Regions from separate parts of the Homo sapiens genome. Here region 2 is linked to region 1. Evidence: read pairs that join two places in POLR2A ChIA-PET (ENCODE). Cell type or tissue: Caco-2. All regions are shown on one strand. Links, peaks and the distances in the headings refer to the core of each region. The heading gives the core; the rest is flanking DNA. Region 1 holds the start of CIRBP (cold inducible RNA binding protein). Region 2 overlaps SBNO2 (strawberry notch homolog 2).

Region 1 (10,515 bases), core at 2,246-10,245:
TTGAGCAGGAAGGGTTTTTACTCGTTGTGTGTAGCTGAGGACAAGAAGCAGGCACAGTGTAAAGGCACCGAAGCAACAAGAGGCAGCTTCACCCCAGAGGCCAGACCAGGGCGCGGCCTGCGGCCGGGGAGCAACCACCCCCCACAGCCGAGGGAGGCTGGCCTGCGGCCACACATGCACCTAGCTGACTGCCCAGCGGGCCCTCGCTCTCCCTTGCCTTTTTGGTCAGTCTCATTTGGCTTTTGCGTCCTGCGATAGAAATGGCTCTGAGAGGACAGATGCGCCTCTTCTGGGCAAGCACAGTGACAAGGTCTGAGTGTCCAGCCTAAAGTGCTTGGAGAGGGCACCAAGGTGAACCGAGCTCCCACCGCAGGCCACAGCAGCGTGGCGCCCTCGGAGTGTGACTTACCGTAACTGTCATAACTGTCTCTGTAGGACCCGCCCGAGCTCCGGTCACTGTAGCCACCACTCTGACTCCGGCTGCAAGACAGACAAACGTTGAGTACCGGAAGGTACCCGTCTACTTCTGCTCTGCCACAACAGGCTGAGCCGCCAGCCCCCATGCCAGCCGTCCCTTCTGGGGACACAACAAGGACCCCAGCAGGGCAGCATCTTGGAAATTGTTCAAAATCTCCACCAGCCTGTCCCCCAGGCCCTCCCGCTTCTGCGAATGTCCTGAGCAGTCTCCTCTCCTCTTGGCCTGGGTCCCCACCTGCCTCTGCTCCTTGCCCAGCCAGTCTCATCTCAGCTCCCCCAGGGACCTGGGACCCGGGACGGAAGCTGGCCATCCCGCAACCACCCCTGTGCTTGGGCCGGCCTCCCCCTCACCTGCTATAGTAGTCTCTGGAGCCTCCGTAGCCCCCACTCCTGGACTCGAACCGGTTCCCCCCATAGCCTCGGTCCCCTCCTCCTGCACATACAGGAAAAAGTGAGTACCAGCTCCCACCAGCAGTACCTCACAGCATCCCCAAGGGACCCACTCATGGCACTCACCTCTAGAGAACCCACGGCCCCGTCCTCGGCCCCCACGGAAGAAGCCCCGGCCCCCGGCAGAGCCACCACGGTACCCACGGGATCGGTTGTCTGACGACTTGCCTGCCTGGTCTACTCGGATCTGCCGTCCATCTACAGACTGGAGACAGAGGGCGGGACGGGTTAGCAGGTGGGTGCCCCATCCTCGAGACGGGACTCCTGCTCAGCACCCTGATCCTCACCTTCCCATTCATGGCCATCATGGCATCCTTAGCGTCGTCAATGTTCTCAAAGGTGACAAACCCAAATCCCCGAGATCTCTGGGTCTCCCTGTCTTTCACAACCACCACTGTGCAGGGGAGAGAGGTCTGCAGTCAGCACCCAGCTGTACTTCCAGGTAGGAGGAGCACAAGCCCCCCCGCCCAGGGCCGCGGGCCCAGCAGCAGCCTCACCTTCAGAGATCTGTCCGTACTTTGAGAAGACCTGCTCCAGCGACTGCTCATTGGTGTCAAAACTCAGCCCTCCAACAAAAAGTTTGCCTTCATCTGATGCCATGGCGGCCTGTGGCAGACACCAATGAAATCCTCAACAGGGGTCATCTCTCACCACCTCTCCCCGCTTCCTATTTTATGTAAATGACATGTGTTTTTTAGGGGAAATATTAGAAAATCAGATTTTTATTTTTCATTATCTCAAACTCATACCTAGGACTTATTTTTTTGGGGTCGGGGGCAGTGTGTCTAACTGTCACCCAGACTGGAGTGCAGGGGTCACTGCAGCCTCCACCTCCTGGGCTCAAGCAATCCTCCTACCTCAGCCTCCCAAGAAACTGGGACTGTAGGTGTACACCACCACGCCTGGATAATTTTTTTAAATTTGTTTTAGTAGAGATGGGGTCTTGCTCTGTTGCCCAGGCTGGTCTGAAACTCCTGGGCTCAAGCAATCCTCCCACCTTGGCCACCCAAAGTTTTGGGATTACAGGTGTGAGCCACCGCACCCAGCCACCTAGGACTTCTTAATTCAAATAATTTACTCCATCCACCCCCAAGACTGAAGGCAGGCCGCACCCATTTCCACAATGGGTGTCTCCCTTCCCCCACAGCCTTCCAGTTGTGCCCTGGGCAGGACTGCACTCTCAGGTTCTCCTATTTCCGAACGGGTGCCAACTCCTACCCTAACCAACTGACATCTACTTGTTGCTGGACCAGAACGTGCTTCTGCTCACTGTAAAATGCCTCCTGAGACTGGGGGGGGGGCTGGCTGTCAGGGAGGCCGCCCCGTCCTGGGGGGCACCTCAGGGCAGGTACTGACTTCCATAGCCAGGACCTAGGCCGGGAATCGGGAAGGGATGGCCCCGGAAGTGATAAGGCAGGATTTCCAGGCAGGGGAAGTGGCATTTAGGAGAACTGGCTATTTAAGGGGGCGGTCAGTGCTGACACAGACAAAGCATTCACTGGCTGGGAATGGCCGCCACCCAGTGGCTCTGAGAACTAGACTTGGAAGTCTGGCACTGGGAGCTGTGCCAACTTGGACCAAACTTTGGGCGCAAAGCACGACGTGGCAGACGAGGAACCACACTAGAACGGGCCACGCCTACCCAAGATTTACGAGGCCGTCCTTTCCCTCATGCAATCGCAATGGGAAAAGGAGGAAACTAAGGCTCGGTAAGCAAAAGCGTTGGTGTGTGGATACCTCCAGCCCCAAGGCCGGGAAAGCGGCCCTGGAGACCGGGGGCGCCACGTGGCCCCGCCCCCGCCGCGTGCGCATGCGCCCCGCGCGCACCCTGCGCCACTCCATCCGGGAACTCGGCGCTCCCGCCATTTCGCTGGGCACAGCCTCGAGCTCGCGGCCGCCATTTTGCGGCGGCAACCGGGTCGCCGGCGGCCCGGACCGGCGGGGAGAGGCCCTCTGGCCGCTACTCGGCCCAATCTCCCGCTGTCCCTCGCCGCCGGCGGGGCGGACTCCACCCCGGGCCCGCCCCCTCCCAGGGGCGTGCCGCTGCGGCCCCGCCTCGCCTGGCCGCCGCAGGCCGCCCGCCGCCCCGAGCTCCTCGGAGCCGGTGCAGCCAGGGCCCTCACCACTGAGTCGGGCAGGTCCCTGACGCAAGCGGGAAGACAGCGCACCACAACGACCCGAGCCTCCTAACGCGCGAGTGAGGGGGGGGCGTCCCCGAGCCCGGCCTTATATACGCTTCCGCCGGGCCCCGCCCCCTACACATCCTGGGCCAATCAGAGGGCGCGCCTGCGTCTTATATTCATGAGCTGGGGGCCGAGTCTATCTCGGTTCCGCCCCCTCCCGCGGACTGGTGTCGGGCTCGACTATTGGCCGAGACGTTTGCAGTCCGCAGTCCTCCACCCGCGCTCGAGGGGGCGTGACCAGCGCGCGGCGGGGCGGGGCGGGGCTGACCCAGTTACGCGTGCCTGCTCCCTGGCCTGCGGCGGGGAACAAATGGGCCTCTAGCCCCGATTCCCAGGCCTCAGGCCTCATGGGGACTTCTGGGTGTCACTGGGACCCCGACTTTGCCTGTGCTCCAGCAGTCCCGACATAACAACCTAGCCCAGATCCCCTACCCAACCAAGACCCGGCTGTCAGACATCCCAACTTCATCTGAACCCCGACACCTGTCGTGATATTCTTGCCAATACAACCGACGTCCCAGTTTTCCCAGCACCCCAGCACTCCATTCCTGCCATCAACCCCATGCCCACCAAAACCCCAACAGAGACAACCCCATTCATGCGAACCCCAATATTCGCAATCCCAATTCTTCCTACATCGCCACACTTTGGTGCACCCCAACTTTACGCAACCCAGTTTGCCTACAAACTCCAACCCGCACCCAAGCCTAACTCCCACTGGAACCGCGATTATCACGGCTGGGTGCGTGGCCCACACCCCCACACTCGCCTGGCCGGATAGTGTTGTGCGTCCCTGCTGTCGGGTGCAGGCGGACACCCCGAGTCCCCACTGCACCCCAGCACTCCGCCCGGCCCTCGGCCTCCCCTCCCACCGTGCTGCACAGCAACGGCGCACTCGCTCCCCACGCGGGGCCAGGCCCACTCTGCTCCTCCACCCAGGCCTTTTCTCTCCTTCCACAGGCCTCCCCTACTGAGCCTGGTTGGCGGAGGGGAGTCTTAAAGCCGCCGCCATCTGGAGAACCAGCTTTACAAGGACCCTCACTCACTACTCTTCGGCGGCCCCAAAGCCTCTGGGGGGCCCTCTATGGCCACCACTTGCTCCTCGCCCAGGAGTCATCTCATGCCGCCGCCTCCCCCAGCCCTGGTGGAAGAAGCCAGCGCGGACCCCTGCCTCTCTGCCCCAGAAAGTCTTCGGAGGGATGACCCTCTGCTGACAAGCTGGGGGAAGTTGGCGTACAGAGACCCCCGCTTTGCTGCTCATCCCAGGGAAATCCCGGCCCCACTCCTGACCTCAGACTCACTTCCACCCTCAAGTGGATCGAGGTGGGGGTAGCCAGGGGCGCTGTCTCCAGTGACAAGGTCTCTGGGACCCCTCATGGGCTCAAGACCCCCTCCCCCAGGCAGCAGCTGTGTGATTCATCACCACCCCCTCTGCACCTCGGGCCCCCCCACTACAGCCGCCCCACTCCCCGTCAGCGGCAGCCGGCTGCTGCGTCAGCCACTCACGCAGGGTGGTTATTAAAGGAGAGAGACATCAGCACCGAGCTCCCCTGCGCCCGCCGTCCATGCGGGAGGGGCCACCCACCCACTGGAGCCCCAGACGCGGGCGCCACATGCCCAGCCTGGGAGCAATTCAGGCCCATTCTTTCTGATCTGCGCCCCCAGCCCCCAGCCCCAGCAGTCAGCGCGGTGGACGTTCTCTGACCCAGAGCAGCCCTTGTAGGGGGGGAGTTGGAGGGGGTGCCTGGTAGTCACAGCGGCCCCTGCATAATTGCGTAATTCTTGCCGCTCCCCCCAGCCCATCGTTCCCTGGTTCTGTGAGCCTCTGCCTTTTCCTGGTTTTGCGAAGCGCCGTGTTCATTCATTCATTCATTCATTCAGCCAGTGCCTAGTTATTAAGCGCTTACTACGAGCGGGTTCCTGGGTGCGGGCTCCGTGAGTGTCCGCAGCCATCCTGGGTTCCCAGGGTGGCGTTGACACGCACCTGCGCACACCTGCCGCTTTGCATCTGTGCCGAGCACTGTGCACCGGCTTCCAGGTGTGGACCTGTGTCGGTACCTGTGCCTCTGGGGTCAGCTGCGTCTGCGAGCACCCGTGACTCCCAGGTATCTCACCGCGATCCTGTGTCCCCACCGGGGGTCTCAGGCGGCTGGGACCCCTTCATCCACCCCTGCTGGCCACTGACCATGCGGGACCCGACCGGGACGCGCTGCCCGTTGCGGACACCAGGGGGCGCTGCGGCCTCGCTCCGTCCGCGGCGTTTGGCTCGAGCGGCCGGGCTCCCGGTGCCGCCGCTCCACGCAGACGCCTCGCGTGGGAGAGGGGGCCCCGCCGCCCAGCCCTGCGCGGCCACAGCGCACAGTCCTCGAGGGGTCCAATCTCGCGGGGCGAGGACGCAGCCTGCGTGTCGACCCCCAGCCTCCCGCCGCCCCCGCGCCTCGGCCCCAACGGAGGAGCTCAAAATAGCCGCGCCGGGCGGGGGCGAGACTGCTATTCCGGGCCCGACGCGCGGGGCTCGCCCCTGCCCGGCGAGGCGCGGGGATCAGTCAGAGTCCCCGAACCTGCTCCCCGCGCGTCTGTCTTGGGCCCCGTGGGCCCATTCACAAATCCGCCCCCTTTCCAGCCTGCCGTCTCGGAAGGGGCGCGCACCTCCTGCACCCTGATACTCCTCCCGGGCCTCCTCCCCTGCGGGGCGTCGCCATGGAGACGAGGGCGGAGCTCCCTCGCTCCCGCACCGCCCACTCCGCCCTCCCCACGGGGCCCCGCCCGCCGGACGCCAGGTCCTCCCCCGACCCCGACTAATGACCGGGCGGGAGGCGGTAGAGAGCGTCTAGGCCTGCGACGGGCGTGGCCGAGGATGAAAGGCGCGTGGGGGGGACCCCGGGGCCGCATAATTACCGCCTCCTCCTAGCCAGGCGGGGGCCGGGACCGTGCACCTGGCGGCCGCCCCGCGGGGGCGCAGAAATAGGACCGTCCTGGCAGAGGCTGCAGCCGACCCAGCTGGCCCCACTACGCGGGGCCCAGAGCCAGGGTGGGGGATGCAGAGACCGGGCGTGCGGGTTGCCAGGTGTGGCGCACATGTGTGCCCGTGGGCAGAGTACAGAGACACAAGCTTGTGTGGACACGAATGTGTAGCTATGTGCGAGTGCACACGGCGTGGTGAGTGCAGGGACCCCAGGCCGGCCTGCGTCGGTGCGCAGGGCATATAGGGGCGTGCACGCAGTCTTGGAGGTGTGTGCACAGAGCCCCCGGCACCCGCGTGTGTGCAAAGACACAGGAACCCGTCTGCGTGGCGCTGTGTGTGCAACCCAAGGAGGTGGGCGCTTGGACTCCAAAGTGTGCGCTTATCCGGATGTGGATGTGGGGGCAGCCGGGGACAGGGCTGGGTGTGCGTGACTCGGGTGTGCCGGGACCCACAGAGCATATGTGTCCATGCCTGGTGCTGTGACTCATGTCCCTGGGGTGGGCACGCGTGCTGTGTCAGCGGGAGCCGCGCCTCCCAGGGCAGCCCAGAGTTCCAGAAGCCCAGAAGAGGAAGGGTTAAACCTGCCTCTTCCCCCAGCTCCCAGCTGAGTCCAGGGCTGGGATCTCAGGTCCCCTGGGAGGCCCCGCGCGCCCCCCCCCGCCACCCCGCCCCACCCCCGGGCCTGAGATTCAGGGGCTGCTACACAGGAAAGCCGGACTGAGCTGCTCCCCAGCCTCAGTTTCCCTCCTGTTCCTCGGATGCGTTCGCAGGGTGGGTCGGCTTCCCTTCCCTGTGACTCACCCCCTCCCCACAGGCCTGAGTCACAGCTCAGGAATGTGGAGGCTGGGAGGCCCTGTCTACTCCTGCCCCGGCCAGGCCATCCCAGCAGCCCAAAGGCCAGGCCTGGGCCACAGAGGGACATCCCCGGCACACACACCCCGCCACAGGCCACACACAGGTGCACACCCACACCCCTGCTTCGTACCCACTGGACACAAAGTCATACACCATGCACTCGGCATCCGGAGACCCTGCCTGCCACAGGCACACGCAGTAGACAGGCTGGGGACAGGACGGACCCCGACCTGCCCTGGGGTCACACACCTGTTTGCTCTTTCAGTACACAGGATACTGCAGAGACATAGGTGACCCCTTCTGCTGGGGCGCAGACCAGCCAAGCACATGTGGCGGACGTGTAGTGACGTGCACCCATGCGTGTCTGTGACGTGCAGATCAGGTGTCTGTGAAAGGCCCAAGACCCTGCATGGCCCACGGACACCCTAAAGCTGACCGAGGCTTAGGCTCGCCTGCGTGGACGCTGGGGATGCAGCCACCTAGTTTCTGAAACTGGGAAAAGGTCTGGGGGCTCCGGAGCCCCCACCTCCATGCAGCCTCAGATGTTGCTTAGCAACAGATGCGCGCTCTGGGGTAGGCGGATGGATCTCCACCTGGGCCCAGTTCCCTCTCATGGGACTACACGTCCTGTGCCTAACAGAGAGGTCAAAGAGTGGGGATTTCCTGCAAAGCCAACCAGGCTCAGGGTGGCCCTGCCTAGGGTGGGAGGTATCTCCATGGCAACAGTGGAGTGGGACAAGTGGAGAGTATTTCCCCACTCTCCCAGGCAGCTGCAGGGGCTCAGGACCTACGGAGTGCAAGTGAAGACACCTATGTTGCATCTTGCTGGAGAGGCACCTGGCACCTGCCCGCCCCAGCGTGCCTGGAGGGTTCCCACATCCAGACGGACAGACGGGCCAGGGGACACCCGTCCAGGCAGCCATGGCTGCTCAGCCACAGTCCCTGGAGGGTCAGGGGCCCAGCTGTGAGGCAGGCGGTGCCCAAGACGCTCTCTGGACCGCACTGCTTCATCTGAGAGGTGGGCATGCCAGCAGCACCTCCTGGGGTTAGAGGCGCACAGGGAAGACCTGGTAGGAAGTCGGTCAAGGGCAGTTAGCAGCAAAAGACAGCTCCACGCAGCGCCAGGCTTTCCTTGTTGTTTGCTTCCTTGATGTGGCAGTCCACATGGAATCATCCCGTATGCAGGCCGGGAGCGCTGGCTCATGCCTGGAATCCCAGCACTTTCGTTTGAGTCCAGGAGTTTGATACCAGCCGGGGCAACATAGCTAGACCCTGTCTCTACAAAAAAAAAAAAAAAGCAAAATTAGCTGGGCATGGTGGTGCTCACCTGTAGTCCCAGCTACTCAGGAGGCTGAGGCAGGAGGATCGCTTGAGCCCAGGAGTTCCAGCGAGGCTGCAGTGAGCTGTGATGGAGCCACTGCGTTCCAGCCTGGAAAGAGAGTGAGACCCCGTCTCGAAAATACTAATAACTGGGGCCAGGTGTGGTGGCTCACACCTGTAATCCCAGCAATTTGGGAGGCCAATGCGGGTGGATCATTTGAGGGCAGGAGTTTGAGACCAGCCTGACCAACATGGTGAAATCCCTTCTCTACTAAAAATAAATAAAATTGGGCTGGATGCTGTAGCTCACGCCTGTAATCCCAGCACTTTAGGAGGCCGAGACAGGCAGATCACTTGAGATCAGGAGTTCGAGACCTGCCTGGCCAACATGGGGAAAGCCCGTCTCTACTAAAAAAATACAAAAATTAGCCGGGCGTGGTGGCGGGCGCCTGTAATCCCAGCTACTCCAGAGGCTGAGGCAGGAGAATCACTTGAACCCGGGAGGCAGAGGTTGCGGTGAGCCGAGATCGCGCCAATGCACTCCAGCCAGGGCGACAGAGCGAGACTCCGTCTCAAAACAAAAACAAACAAAAATAATAATTGTCCCGTATGCTAACTCTCCTGTTTCATTTGTATTTCCAACATGCACAGAAAGACTTTTGGAAGGCATAGGTTGGGGCTCGCCTGGGAACCCCTCTCCATCCCCCACCCAGACTCCAGCAGGCTGGAGTCAAGCTTGGCTGGGCAGCGGAGGATCACTGGTGCACAGAGGGGTGAGTGGGTGAGTGTCTGTGGCTGGAGGCCCTGGGGGTGTTCCTGCCCCCGCCCAGGCGTGTGTTGGTTGTGGGGGAAGGCTGCTGCCCTCTCTGTATCTGGTCAGGGCCCTCTTTGTATCTGGTGACAGCTGCGGTGTGTGGTGGGACTCTGCAGGCTGGAGTTTTGTTTGGGGAGGCCTTGGCCCAGGCTGAGCAAGGAGGTTCTGTTTGTTTTAGGGTCACACAGTGGATTGAGGTTGGGGACAGGTATATGGGGTGTGTCTGGGGGGGGGGGTTGTGTATCTGGGAGCCTGGCACACCAGCCGCACCCATAAATGCGTGGCCTGTGGAGGGCTGTCCCGGGCGTGCTGGTCGGGGGTGTGGGATGGCTGTGCAGGCCCCTCGTGGGATGGCACCCATTGGTTTTGCTTGCTCTCCCCCAGGGCTGAGTGTGGGTAGCGTCCTGGGTATGGGGCATGTGCCCTCCGTGGAAACCAGCTGTCTCCCTTGCCCCGCTCCACCCACATTCCAGAGGGGTTGGGGGTGCCCTCCCAGGCTCCCGCCCGCTCCTCGACCTCCGACCTCGGCCCAAGCCCACTCTCTCTGCTCTGGCAACCGAGGAGGCAGCTGGCTCCAGGGAGGGACTGCAAGGCGGGGGAGGAAGCTGGAATGTGCCCCGGGGTGAAGGGGGCCCCCAGAGAGGGGGCGGAAGCAGGGGAGGGACGGAGGGGCGGAGATGGTGGTACTGGGTTGGGGAGAGCGCCAGAGATCGGGACAGAAATAGAGAAAGGCAAAAGAAAGAGAAATGGAGGGAGTGAGAACCAGAAAGAGGGTGGAGGCAGGGCCCAGGTGACAGCCTCCCCTCCCCCACCCGCTGGGCTGGGCTGGGCTGCTCACCTGTCCCAAGTGACCCCAGAGGCAGCCAGTTCTCTGCCCTTCCAGGGCTGGGCGGCCCGTGGGTGGGGCTGCACCAGGCTCCTGGGTTGGGCCCCAACGCCCTTGGCCACGGGGTGGTGGCGTCCCCAGCCTCCAGCCCGGTAACTCCCATTCCCATGGTGCTGGGAGAGGAGGGCGGGTGGGGCAAGGCCCTGTGGGGGCGGCTGTGCCCGGGCACTGGCTCAATCCCTCCAACCCAGTGGCTCTAAGCCAAGGGCCTGGCTTCCACTGCTGTCCACCCTAGCCACCTCCCAAGGCAGCTCCAAGGGCGCATTCGGCCACCCCCAGAGGACTCCGGCCTCAAGCCAAAAGCCATGACCTCCACTGACCTTCTCCTGCCCGCCCACAGCTCCGCGTCTCCCCAAGCACCGCTCACCTGTGAGATCACCGCCTGGCAGGGACGCCAGCACGGGCTCCCAGCCACAGGGCAGCTCCCACCCTGCGAACTCCAGCTCTTCCCAGGCCGCTCCAGAGGCCAGGCTGCACAAACACCTTGGCTAGTCTCCCCACCTGGCACAGGCCCTGTTCACTCCAACCACTGCCTTCTCTGAGCACACACCAAGTTGGAGCCCAC
Region 2 (10,515 bases), core at 1,582-9,581, 150 kb after region 1:
CGGGGTTCGCAGAGGGGAGAAGTGGAAAGGAACCTCAGAGGCACTGGGAGGATTTTTATGCATTTGCCCCTCCTGCAAGCCGCTGGCCACGCCCCCAACCAACCCAGCAGGCCGCGGCCACACCCCCGACCCGGCCAGCCCTGACCACTCCTCCACCCAGGCATTCCTGGCCACGCCCATGACCCGCCCAACGGGACCTGGCCACGCCCCCAAACTGCCCCGCCAGCTCTGGCCACGCCCCAGACCCGCCCAGCGTGCCATAACCGGCCCTGGTCACCCCTTGGCCATACCCTTTACCTTGCCCTCCGTCCTTGCTCCTCCAGCCAAGATCGGGAAGCAGCACCCAGACCGCGTGGTGGAGACCAGCACACTGTCCAGCGTCCCACCCCCAGACATCACCTACACCCTGGCCCTGCCCTCGGACAGCGGGGCCCTGTCTGCCCTGCAGCTAGAGGCCATCACCTACGCCTGCCAGGTGACCGCATGTCCCCAACCCAGCCCAGCCTGTGTCCGCGAGGCCCCTGGGGAGGGGCCGGGCCAGCACCCCCAGGCCCTGACGCCTGCTCTCCGGCAACAGCAACACGAGGTCCTGCTCCCCAGCGGGCAGCGCGCGGGCTTTCTCATCGGCGATGGGGCCGGCGTGGGCAAAGGCCGGACGGTGGCCGGAGTCATCCTGGAGAACCACCTGCGCGGCCGGAAGAAAGCATTGTGGTGAGGCCCTGCCTGGGGCAGGGGGCGGGAGCGGGGGTGGGGGGCGGAAGCGGGGGGCGAGGGGGAAGGGTGGGCGCGCCTGACGCCCCCACCCCGCAGGTTCAGCGTCTCCAACGACCTCAAGTACGATGCGGAGCGCGACCTGCGGGACATCGAAGCCACGGGCATCGCGGTGCACGCGCTCAGCAAGGTAGGGGCTGTGCTCGGCAAAGTAGGGGGCAAGGTGGGGACCGTGCCCTGCAAAGTGGGGGCTGCTCAGCTGGGTGGGCCAGCAGCCAGGGCAGGCTCTGCCCAGCACCCTTACAGATAGGGAGACCCAGGTCCAGAGCCTGCTGAGCCGGGGCCCCATTCCACACCTGTTCTGTGCATCCCCAGATCAAGTACGGTGACACCACTACCTCAGAGGGCGTCCTCTTCGCCACCTACTCCGCCCTGATTGGGGAGAGCCAGGCCGGCGGCCAGCACCGCACTCGCCTCCGGCAGATCCTGGACTGGTGTGGGGAGGCCTTCGAGGGCGTCGTATCCTGCTGGGGGCAATCGGGAGGGGAGGGCTGGATTAGGGGGTCGGAGGGAAAAGGAGGATGGAGGAGTGGGAGAGGAGGGGTGGGAGTCAGGGGAGAGGAGGGCAGGATGGGAGAGGGTAGGAGCGGAGGGGTGGGGCTGGGGAAGGGCTGGAGGCCACTGGAGCTCACTACCCTGGATGTGGCCACCCAGCCCCCAGCTTTGCTCAGGGTTTAGGACTCCGGATAGAAGACTTTTCTGGTCCTGGGAGGCTGGCCCTGTGGGTACCACACAAGTGACCATCATCATTCACCACAGGGCTCCGGCTTGGTTTCTTGGTTCTGATAAGTGGGATGAGTGACCATAGATGTGGTCCTGATGTTTGCCATGATGCCGTGGGCAGAGGGTGGCCACTGAGCTGCTCCCCAAGTCAGGAAGGTGCCAACCCCAGCTGATAGTGTGGTGGGCACAGTTCACTCCCCAGCATCCCAGGGCTCTCGTCGGCAGGCTGCGGTTCGGAGGGGCTCCCCCACAGGAGACCCAGGACAGTTAGCAGCAAAGGCACGGCAGGGCACCCCTTGGCCAGGCTCAGCCCTGGTGCTCGGCCCTGCAGGGTGCACCTTGGGTGTTGGGGTGTTGGGAGCACAGGCTCAGATAAGGGAGGGACGTTGGCCTGCAGCATCCACTTCATGCACAGGACATGGCCATGGCTTTGCTGTTCAGTTAACGCCGAGACACAGAACATTCAGACTGGCCAGAAACAGAACGGGAGACTGCTGGTGTCTTCGCACCCGGCTGAACAATCTATGTGCAACAATCTACGAAATAGCGATAACCCTGAGATCATACCTCGCTGAGCTGCTACGTGGCGGCAGGGCCGGCCGTTTAATTTGTATTCTCCCAGTTTTCCTTCCTCAGACTGCTTTCCTGGAACTTGGCTTTCTTTCGTCTTAAAATATTAAGAACCTGGCCGGGTGCAGTGGCTCACGCTTGTAATCCCAGCACTTTGGGAGGCCGAGGCAGGCGAATCACGAGGTCAGGAGTTCGAGACCACCTGGACAACATGGTGAAACCACGTCTGTACTAAAAATACAAAAGTTAGCTGGGCGTGGTGGTGCGCACCTGTAATCCCAGCTACCCGGGAGGCTGAGGCAGGAGAATCGCTTGAACCCAGGAGGCAGAGGTGGCAGTGAGCCGAGATTGCCCCACTGCTCTCCAGCCCAGGCGACAGAGCGAGACTGTGTCTCATCTAAAAAAAAAAAGAGTTCCAGACTGTCTTGACCAATATGGTGAAACCCCGTCTCTACTGAAAATACAAAAATTACCCGGGCGTGGTGGCGCACACTTGTAATCCCAGCTACTCAGGAGGCTGAGGCAGGAGAATCGCTTGAACCAGGGAGTCGGAGGTTGCAGTGAGCTGAGATCGCGCCGCTGCATTCCAGCCTAGTGACAGAGCGAGACTTCGTCTCAAAAAAAAACAAAGAATTAGGGCTGGGCACGGCTCACACCTGTAATCCCAGCACTTTGGGAGGCTGAGGCAGGCAGGTCACTTGAGGTCAGGAGTTTGAGATTATCTGGCCAACCAAACGGCCAACCCCGTCTCTACCAAAACTACAAAAATTAGCCGGTTGTGGTGGTGGCACACACCTGTAGTCCCAGCTCCTTGGGAGGCTGAAGCAGGAGAATCACTTGAATCTGAGAGGCAGAGGTTGCAGTGAGCTGACATTGTATCACTGCACTCCAGCGTGGGTGACAGAGCAAGACCCTGTCTCAAAAAAACAAACAAAAAAGAAAACAGGTTCCAGGTATCCTCCTCCGATGGCAACGTCCTGCGATATCATGGTTTAGGGATCCCACCCTTCCTCGCCGGAGGCCCCATCCTCGGTGTGTGTTGTTTAGAGTCTGGGAGGAGCCATCCCAGGCCACACCCATCTAATGGTCGTGTGGGGGCCGCCTGCCCGCCCGCCCCCCATGGTAGCCGGCTGCCACTCCGACCTGGGCTTCCCTCGTGGAGTTCTCAGCCGCACAGGCGTTTGCCCCCCACCAGGAAGGTGGGGTCTTGGGTGGTCAGGACCTGGGCTCCTGGGGTCGCCCCCGTCCTTCAGAATACTCCTTAACCCACGTGTGCCTCAGATCGTGTTCGACGAGTGTCACAAAGCCAAGAATGCCGGCTCCACCAAGATGGGCAAGGCTGTGCTAGACCTGCAGAACAAGCTGCCCCTGGCCCGCGTGGTCTACGCCAGCGCCACAGGTGGGGCGGTGCGGATCCCACGTGACCCACCCGCAGCAGCGTCTTTCTGCCTGGCTGTCCCCGCGAAGGGGTATCCCACACGCGTACTCAGCCTCCGTCTGCACCCTGCTCCTCCTCGGACACTGGGGCACCTCTGCGCCTGTCCCAAGGCCACGCTGGCTCTCTTCAGGCCCATGGCTCCAACCCCGCAGGGCCCCTCGTCGGGTGGTCCCAACTTAGTCGTCCCCTGACGCGGCCTCTGGGCCCTCCCGGGTTGGGGAGCTGACGGCAGCTTCCCCCCACAGGTGCCTCTGAGCCTCGGAACATGATCTACATGAGCCGCTTGGGTATCTGGGGCGAGGGCACACCCTTCCGGAACTTTGAGGAGTTCCTGCACGCCATCGAGAAGAGGTGAGTGCCCTTCTCACCCACGTGGAGGGGCGGCGGGGGGTGGGGAGGAGGCCTCAGGCCCATCAGCCCAAGGCCTGGCACTGCCACGTGTGCTTCCCCAGCACCCAGAGGTGCTGAATGTGGGTCGCTCGTTTCACTGCCTCGGGCTGCCCAGCACTCCCAGGGAAGCCAGCCCCTCCGCAGCCCTTCCTGCCCCGTCCCCGCCAGGCTCAGCTGCCAACTGCCTCAGTGGCCGCCAGGGCTCTGCTCCTGCCGACCCCGCCCTCTCTGCGACTGGCTCTGCCTCGCGCTCCGAGTGGCTCCATCCCCACGGGCTCTGGCCGTGCTCACGGGGGCTGTGTCCATCCGCAGGGGCGTTGGCGCCATGGAGATCGTGGCCATGGACATGAAGGTCAGCGGCATGTACATCGCACGCCAGCTCAGCTTCTCCGGCGTCACCTTCCGCATCGAGGAGATCCCGCTGGCCCCAGCCTTCGAGTGCGTCTACAACCGCGCGGCCCTGCTGGTGAGCCTGCGCACCCGACCCGGGGACCCCTGTGCGTTTCCCGGGTGAAATTGCTCCCCCGTGGCCTTGCAGATGCCACAGGCGTCATCAGGTGACGGCCCGCCCTGTCCTGTCCTGGGGTTTTTTTTTTGTTGTTTTTTTGAGACAGTCTCGTGCTGTCATCTAGGCTGGAGTGCTGTGGTGTGATCTCAGTTCACTGCAACCTCTGCCTCTTGGGTTTAAGCGATTCTCCCCCCTCAGCCTCTCGAGTAGCTGGAGTTACAGGTGCCCGCCTCCACACCCAGCTAATTTTGTGTATTTTTTGGTAGAGAACGGTGTTTCTCCATGTTGGCCAGGTTGGTTTCAAACTCCTGACCGCAAGTGATCTGCCCGCCTCGGCCTCCCACAGTGCTGGGATGACAGGCGTGAGCCACGTGCCCGGCCATCACTGGGGTTTTTATGTGGCTGTGATAACGAGGGATGGGACCAAACCACCGCCCCCCTTCCTGTGGTGCCCAAGCCCTTTGCCCCCAGGTCCTGGCCCACAGCTGGCAGTTGGTAGCCGTGTTCAGCATCCACATTGCTGTGGGCCATGTGGCTTGGTCGTTCCCTCCATGTTTGGACAGGTCCTGTTTTCTCCCCCTCACGCCCAACAGCCCTGTATGTTCGATGGTTTTTTTTTTTTATTTTTTGAGACGGGGTTTCCACTCTTGTTGCCCAGGCTGGAGTGCAATGGCACGATCTTGGCTCACCGCAACCTCCGCCTACCAGATTCAAGCAATTCTCCTGCCTCAGCCTCCCGCGTAGCTGGGGTTACAGGCATGTGCCACCAGCCCGGCCAATTTTATATTTTTGGTAGAGACAGGATTTCTCCATGTTGGTCAGGCTGGTTGGTCTCAAACTCCTGAGCTCAGGCGATCTGACCGCCTCAGCCTCCCAAAGTGCTGTGATTACAGGCGTGAGCCACCACACCCAGCCTCTTCACTCGTTTCTTTAGGTGACACAACCAGCATCTCCCGTAACCCCCAGGGCCGGGTTGCTCTCCGGGGTGGGGCCGTCCTGAGCACTTTGGGGTATGGAGCAGCATCCGTGGCCAGAGTCCCAGCCACCCTAACCCAGCCCACCCAGTCATGCCGGGACCAGCCCCCAAACCTGACCACCACAGCCAGCCCCAGACATGCCCAGTGTCCCCTGGACAGGATCACACCTGGGTGAGACCCTGGTCCAAAGCAAGAGAGGCGTGGCTGCGAGCACCCTGTGTTCTTGGAAGGAGCTGAGCCTGTTTGCCGCGGGCGCGGAGTCTGTGCAGTTTGCAGCACGGCTTCCCCACCACGAGTGTTTTGGTTTTTCAGGTTTTTGCCGTACAGGTAGAGGCAGTGCCTCTTACAGTGCACACCCCCAGCACCCCCATCCTGCCCTAAATTCCACCTGGCGTGGGGATGCCTTGCCCAGGGCTGGCGGCAGGTGGGCCGGGGCCCGGGTCGGGAGCCAGGAGCCACAGCTCAGGGGCGCCTTGTGACGTGTCATTGCAGTGGGCCGAGGCCCTGAACGTGTTCCAGCAGGCGGCCGACTGGATCGGCCTGGAGTCGCGCAAGTCCCTGTGGGGCCAGTTCTGGTCGGCACACCAGCGCTTCTTCAAGTATCTGTGCATCGCAGCCAAGGTGCGCCGGCTGGTGGAGCTGGCCCGAGAGGAGCTGGCGCGAGACAAGGTGAGCGGCTGCGGCCTTCGAGGGCTGAGGGCGGCCGGGCCTGCAGGGGCGGAGGCTGCTCTTCTTCCAGGTCCTTCCTGGCCCCTCCCCAGACGTGGGCGGGGGCTGCACCCTGGTGGGTGAGAGACGCCCGGATGTCCGTCTTCCAATCAGAGCCAGCCAGGGTGTCAGAACAGCGGAGTGTGACCACACAGTGGGCAGCTCACCATCCCGAGACAGGCAGCCGGCAGACCCCCACCCAGCAGTGTGTGTTGTAGGGGGGCCGTGGCCCCTCCTGGGGAGGCGAGCACAGCAGCAGAGTGAGGGATGTGGCCATCACCCCAGGCCTGGCAGGTTCTGGCCCCACAGAGGCCCCACAGCAGGGCTGGTGGCTCACAGTCCTCTGCCGTCCCACAGTGCGTGGTCATCGGGCTGCAGTCCACGGGCGAGGCGCGCACGCGGGAGGTGCTGGGGGAGAACGATGGGCACCTCAACTGCTTCGTCTCGGCCGCTGAGTAAGTGTCACGGTGGGGACAGGACTGTGGGCTTCCTGCGCTCATGGCCACCCCTCTCTGTGGCCACCTGTGGCCTGACCCTGCCCCTTGGCCCCAGCAGCAGGAGGTGCTGGGGTGGGCTTTGCTGGGCCCCCAGCCTCAGCCACAGAGGCCTTCACCGCTGCTCCAGGTCTAAAGCAGAGGCTTGGAGGTGGACCCCAGGCATGGTGGGCCTGGAAGGTTTGGGACATGGTCTCCAGGGGTCTCAGAAGGAGGCTTCCTGCATCTGTGCCGTTTTAACAAGGGGGCTGTGGATTTTAGGGGCTGGCCCTCCCAGCTGTCTGAAGCCCCAGCCTCTCCCCTGTTGGTTGAGAATGCCCCGGGAGGGTCACAGCAGCCCCCCTAGATCCCCCCATTGCCTGGGGGTCGGAGCTCCCCAATGCCCCCAGCTACCCCTTCACCCTGCCCCCTGCCCCTGTCCTGGGAGCCATCATCATATCCGGCCACATTCCTCAGAGCGGGGGAAGCCTGGTGGCCGAGGTGGCCCTGTGACACCAGGAGGCCAGAGGAGAGCTCACAGGCAGCCCCCAGTCCTCCCCAGCCCACTCCACACAGGAGACCCTCTGCCCAGGCCCGGTCCTGTCCGGGACCCCCACAGGGACCCAGGGGTGCGTCCAGCTCCTGGAGAGCAACCCCGCCTGGCCTCAGCTCCTCGTGTGAGAATAAACTCCGCGTCTCACTTTCAGAGGCGTGTTCCTGTCGCTAATTCAGAAGCACTTTCCGTCCACCAAGAGAAAGCGGGACAGAGGAGCGGGCAGCAAGCGGAAACGTAAGCCCTGCCCCCCATGGCCCCACCCACCCCTGCCCCTCTGCTTTCTCCCCCCGGGGGCTGGCTGGTCGCTCCCTGCTTCCCCCACTCCCCCGTCCACTCAGCCAAATGCAGGTCCTGTCCGTGCCAGGCAGGCTCAAGGCTCCGCTGCCAGTGGCAGGTCTTGCGTGGACCCTGCCATGGAACGCTTAGGGAAGAGGAAGCAACAGACAGCCTGAAGGACACAGACGTGGGTGCCGAGCGAGACCCGGGGGGCGGGACACGGACGCGGGTGCTGAGCGAGACCCCTCCCACCTTCCGTTTTCAGGGTCTCCACGGTCCCTTGGGGAGCCCATTGATAACCCCCAGGCTTCTGTCACAGGGAAGCCCAGAGCTGCCTGTCGAAGTCTGGTGTGTGGCCTCCCCAGGCACCCCGCGTGTCCACCATACTGGCCAGGCCTGAAAGGACGTTGGATATGGGTTTATTAATATTGTCCCGTTGGCTGGGCGTGGTGGCTCACGCCTGTAATCCCAGCACTTTGGGAGGCCGAGGCGGGTGGATCACCTGAGGTCAGGAGTTTAAGACCAGCCTGGCCAACATGGTGAGACCCTGTCTCTACTAAAAATACAAAAATTAGCTGGGCGTGGTGGTGGACGCCTATAATCCCAGCTACTTGGGAGGCTGAGGCAGGGGAATCGCTTGAACCTGAGAGGTGGAGATTGCAGTGAGCCGAGATCATGCCACTGCACTCCAACTTGGGTGACAGAAAAAACTCTTGTCTCAAAAAAATTAATAAAAATAAAATATTGGCTAGGTGCAGTGGGTCACGCCTGTTGTAATCCCAGCACTTTGGAAGGCTGAGGCGGGCAAATCACCTGAGGCCAGGAGTTTGAGACCAGCCTGGCCAACATGGTGAAACTCCATCTCTACTAAAAATAGAAAAATTAGCCAGGTGTGGTGGTGCATGCTTGTAATACCAGCTGCTCAGGAGGCTGAGGCAGGGGAATTGCTTGAACCCGGGAGGTGGAGGTTGCAGTGAGCTGAGATCGCACCACTGCACTCCAGCCTGGGCAACAGAGTGAAACTCCATCTCAAAAATAAATAAATAAGCCAGGCGTGGTGGTTCACGCCTATAATCCCAGCACTTTGGGAGGCTGAGGCAGGTGGATCACGAGGTCAGGAGATCGACACCATCCTGGCCAACATGGTGAAACCCCATCTCTACTAAAATACAAAAGATTAGCCAGGCGTGGTGGTGGGCGCCTGTAATCCCACCTACTCAGGAGGCTGAGGCAGGAGAATCGCTTGAATCCAGGAGGCAGAGAGTGCAGTGAGATGCCACCGTTCTCCAGCCTGGCGACAGAGTAAGACTCCGTCTCAAAAGAAAATAAATAAATAAAATATGGCCCCCCACACCGTACCCTCCTGGCCACAGGGCACGGGGTTCCCTAGAGGGCGTCCCTGGAGAACAGCTGAGCTGCTTGCCCAGAGGCAGGGGGTTCTCGGATGGACCTCCCCAGCTCGGACCACTGGCCTTGCTCTGTCCTGCTGCGTCTCCTCCACCTGCTCCTCCACCTTGCTGCGGTCTGGCCCTCGGTGACCCTGTCCTTCCCTGCAGGGCGACCTCGGGGACGCGGGGCCAAAGCCCCCCGGCTGGCGTGCGAGACAGCGGGCGTCATCCGCATCAGTGACGACAGCAGCACGGAGTCGGACCCTGGCCTGGACAGCGACTTCAACTCCTCCCCCGAGTCCCTGGTGGATGACGACGTTGTCATCGTTGATGCAGTCGGGCTCCCCAGTGACGACCGGGGTGAGGGCTTGCCCAGGCTGGCCAGCCACCTGTGGGTCAGGATTCCAGTCCAGGCTGAGCAGCCACCTCTGGGTCAGGATTCCAGCCTGAGGCTCCCCCGGCCTCCTGGCGGTCACCACCCACCCCAGGTTGTAGCCCTCAGTCCAGCCCACCTGAGCCCAGCTGCTGCTATGGTGCCCACTTTACAGATGGGGGAAACTGAGGCCCAGAGAGGGGAGGTCAGGGGTTATACCACTGGTCAGAGGCAGAGCTGGGGCTTGGGGCTGGGCAGTCCCTACCCCTGTGGAGGCAGTGAGGTCACAGTGTTTGGTCCGCGACAGGAGGCTTAGTCTCGCCCCAGCTGGTCTCAGGGAGACAAGTGCAGAAAAGCAGTCCTGGGCCACGGTGCCGGGCTTCCCCGCCACCCTGCCGTCCCTCAGGGTTGCCCCGGGCCCCTTGTCCTTGCCCTCCAGGGGCCAGCCTTGAGTTAGGTGGGCCCTAGAAGGCAGCCAACATGTCCTGCCCTGACCCTCCACCTCCTCCCTAGGACCCCTGTGCCTCCTGCAGAGAGACCCGCATGGCCCCGGGGTCCTGGAGCGGGTGGAGCGGCTGAAGCAGGATCTGCTGGACAAAGTGCGGCGGCTGGGCCGGGAACTGCCAGTCAACACCCTGGACGAGCTCATCGACCAGCTGGGCGGCCCCCAGCGGGTGGCGGAGGTGGGTGGGACGTGGCAGCTGGAGTGTGGTGGGCGGGGCATGGGCAGTGGGTGGGGCTTCACGCAGGCTGTGTGCAGCTCTGGTGGCCCCTGCTGGTCACTCTGCGTCTCCGCGGCCCTGCGAGGAGGGGGCGTTTGGGGAGCCCTGGGGCAGCAGCGTGCTGTCCAGCTCGGCCCGGGAGGCCACGACCTCCTGTGGACGGCCTGCCCCATCCCTCTAAGCCCCAGATCCCCCAGCCTGGCCTGCGCAGGCCTCTGCTTAGATCGTTGCCTGAACGCACCCCTTGGGGTGCCCAGGGCCAGGACACAAGCCCCTGGGCCTGGTTCTGCGGCCTCCTACTCCCTGCCCCCGCCCAGCTTCACTTTTTCACTTCGTGGCGCCGGCTGGCTGATAATACCAGGCCTTGGACAGGCACACATCGCCTGGGTCCAGCAGTCCCGCCCTCCCTTTCCCAGCACCCCCACCTCCCGTGCACAGCTGGGAGCCCATGACCACTGTAGGACATAGGGAAGCTGAGACACGGGTGGCCAGACTCCTGCGAGGCCACAACACTGACGGCCGGTTTTGTCCCTGTCTCGGCTGCAGATGACCGGCAGGAAAGGCCGCGTGGTGTCCAGGCCCGACGGGACGGTGGCCTTCGAGTCGCGGGCAGAGCAGGGTCTGTCCATCGACCACGTGAAC

The links. Peaks named below come from ENCODE experiments on the same cell type or tissue, not always from the same donor. Only the 100,000 strongest peaks of a DNase experiment are listed, where the experiment ranks them.
Region 2: POLR2A ChIA-PET joins it to region 1 with 11 read pairs; 19 of 35 experiments call an interaction of 5 or more read pairs at or near these places.

What each region holds. Positions count from the first base shown.
Region 1 is chr19:1,261,946-1,272,460 of GRCh38, reverse strand. CIRBP (cold inducible RNA binding protein) reads right to left here and starts at 3,129. Exons shown (of 6, transcript NM_001300829.2): 1 at 3,051-3,129; 2 at 1,425-1,533; 3 at 1,215-1,321; 4 at 994-1,132; 5 at 829-910; 6 at 1-480. The coding sequence starts at 1,527. The coding sequence ends at 18. CIRBP-AS1 (CIRBP antisense RNA 1) reads left to right here and starts at 2,201. Exons shown (of 2, transcript NR_027271.1): 1 at 2,201-2,636; 2 at 4,071-4,990. It overlaps LOC105372236 (a long non-coding RNA gene), which reads left to right and starts at 5,920. Exons shown (of 3, transcript XR_936233.3): 1 at 5,920-7,948; 2 at 8,902-9,031; 3 at 10,291-10,515. It also overlaps LOC107985303. RefSeq lists silencers at 2,513-2,822, 2,873-3,032, 3,243-3,452, 5,063-5,112, 5,253-6,142 and enhancers at 8,871-8,920, 8,961-9,050, 10,241-10,515. In Caco-2, for the core only: a CTCF peak has its summit at 5,348 (motif pointing right); DNase peaks (open chromatin) are centred at 3,260, 5,930, 6,910, 9,790 and 2 weaker places; H3K4me3 peaks cover 3,389 bases.
Region 2 is chr19:1,112,854-1,123,368 of GRCh38, reverse strand. It overlaps SBNO2 (strawberry notch homolog 2), which reads left to right. Exons shown (of 32, transcript NM_014963.3): 8 at 324-475; 9 at 578-711; 10 at 811-901; 11 at 1,087-1,230; 12 at 3,346-3,463; 13 at 3,748-3,853; 14 at 4,205-4,358; 15 at 5,870-6,046; 16 at 6,443-6,540; 17 at 7,266-7,348; 18 at 8,947-9,138; 19 at 9,665-9,834; 20 at 10,420-10,515. Among named protein-coding and RNA genes, the nearest start is that of GPX4, 14 kb to the right of the region's middle. RefSeq lists enhancers at 527-1,030, 5,435-5,947, 5,948-6,461, 9,770-10,515. In Caco-2, for the core only: no CTCF peak of the experiment used is centred there; no DNase peak of the experiment used is centred there.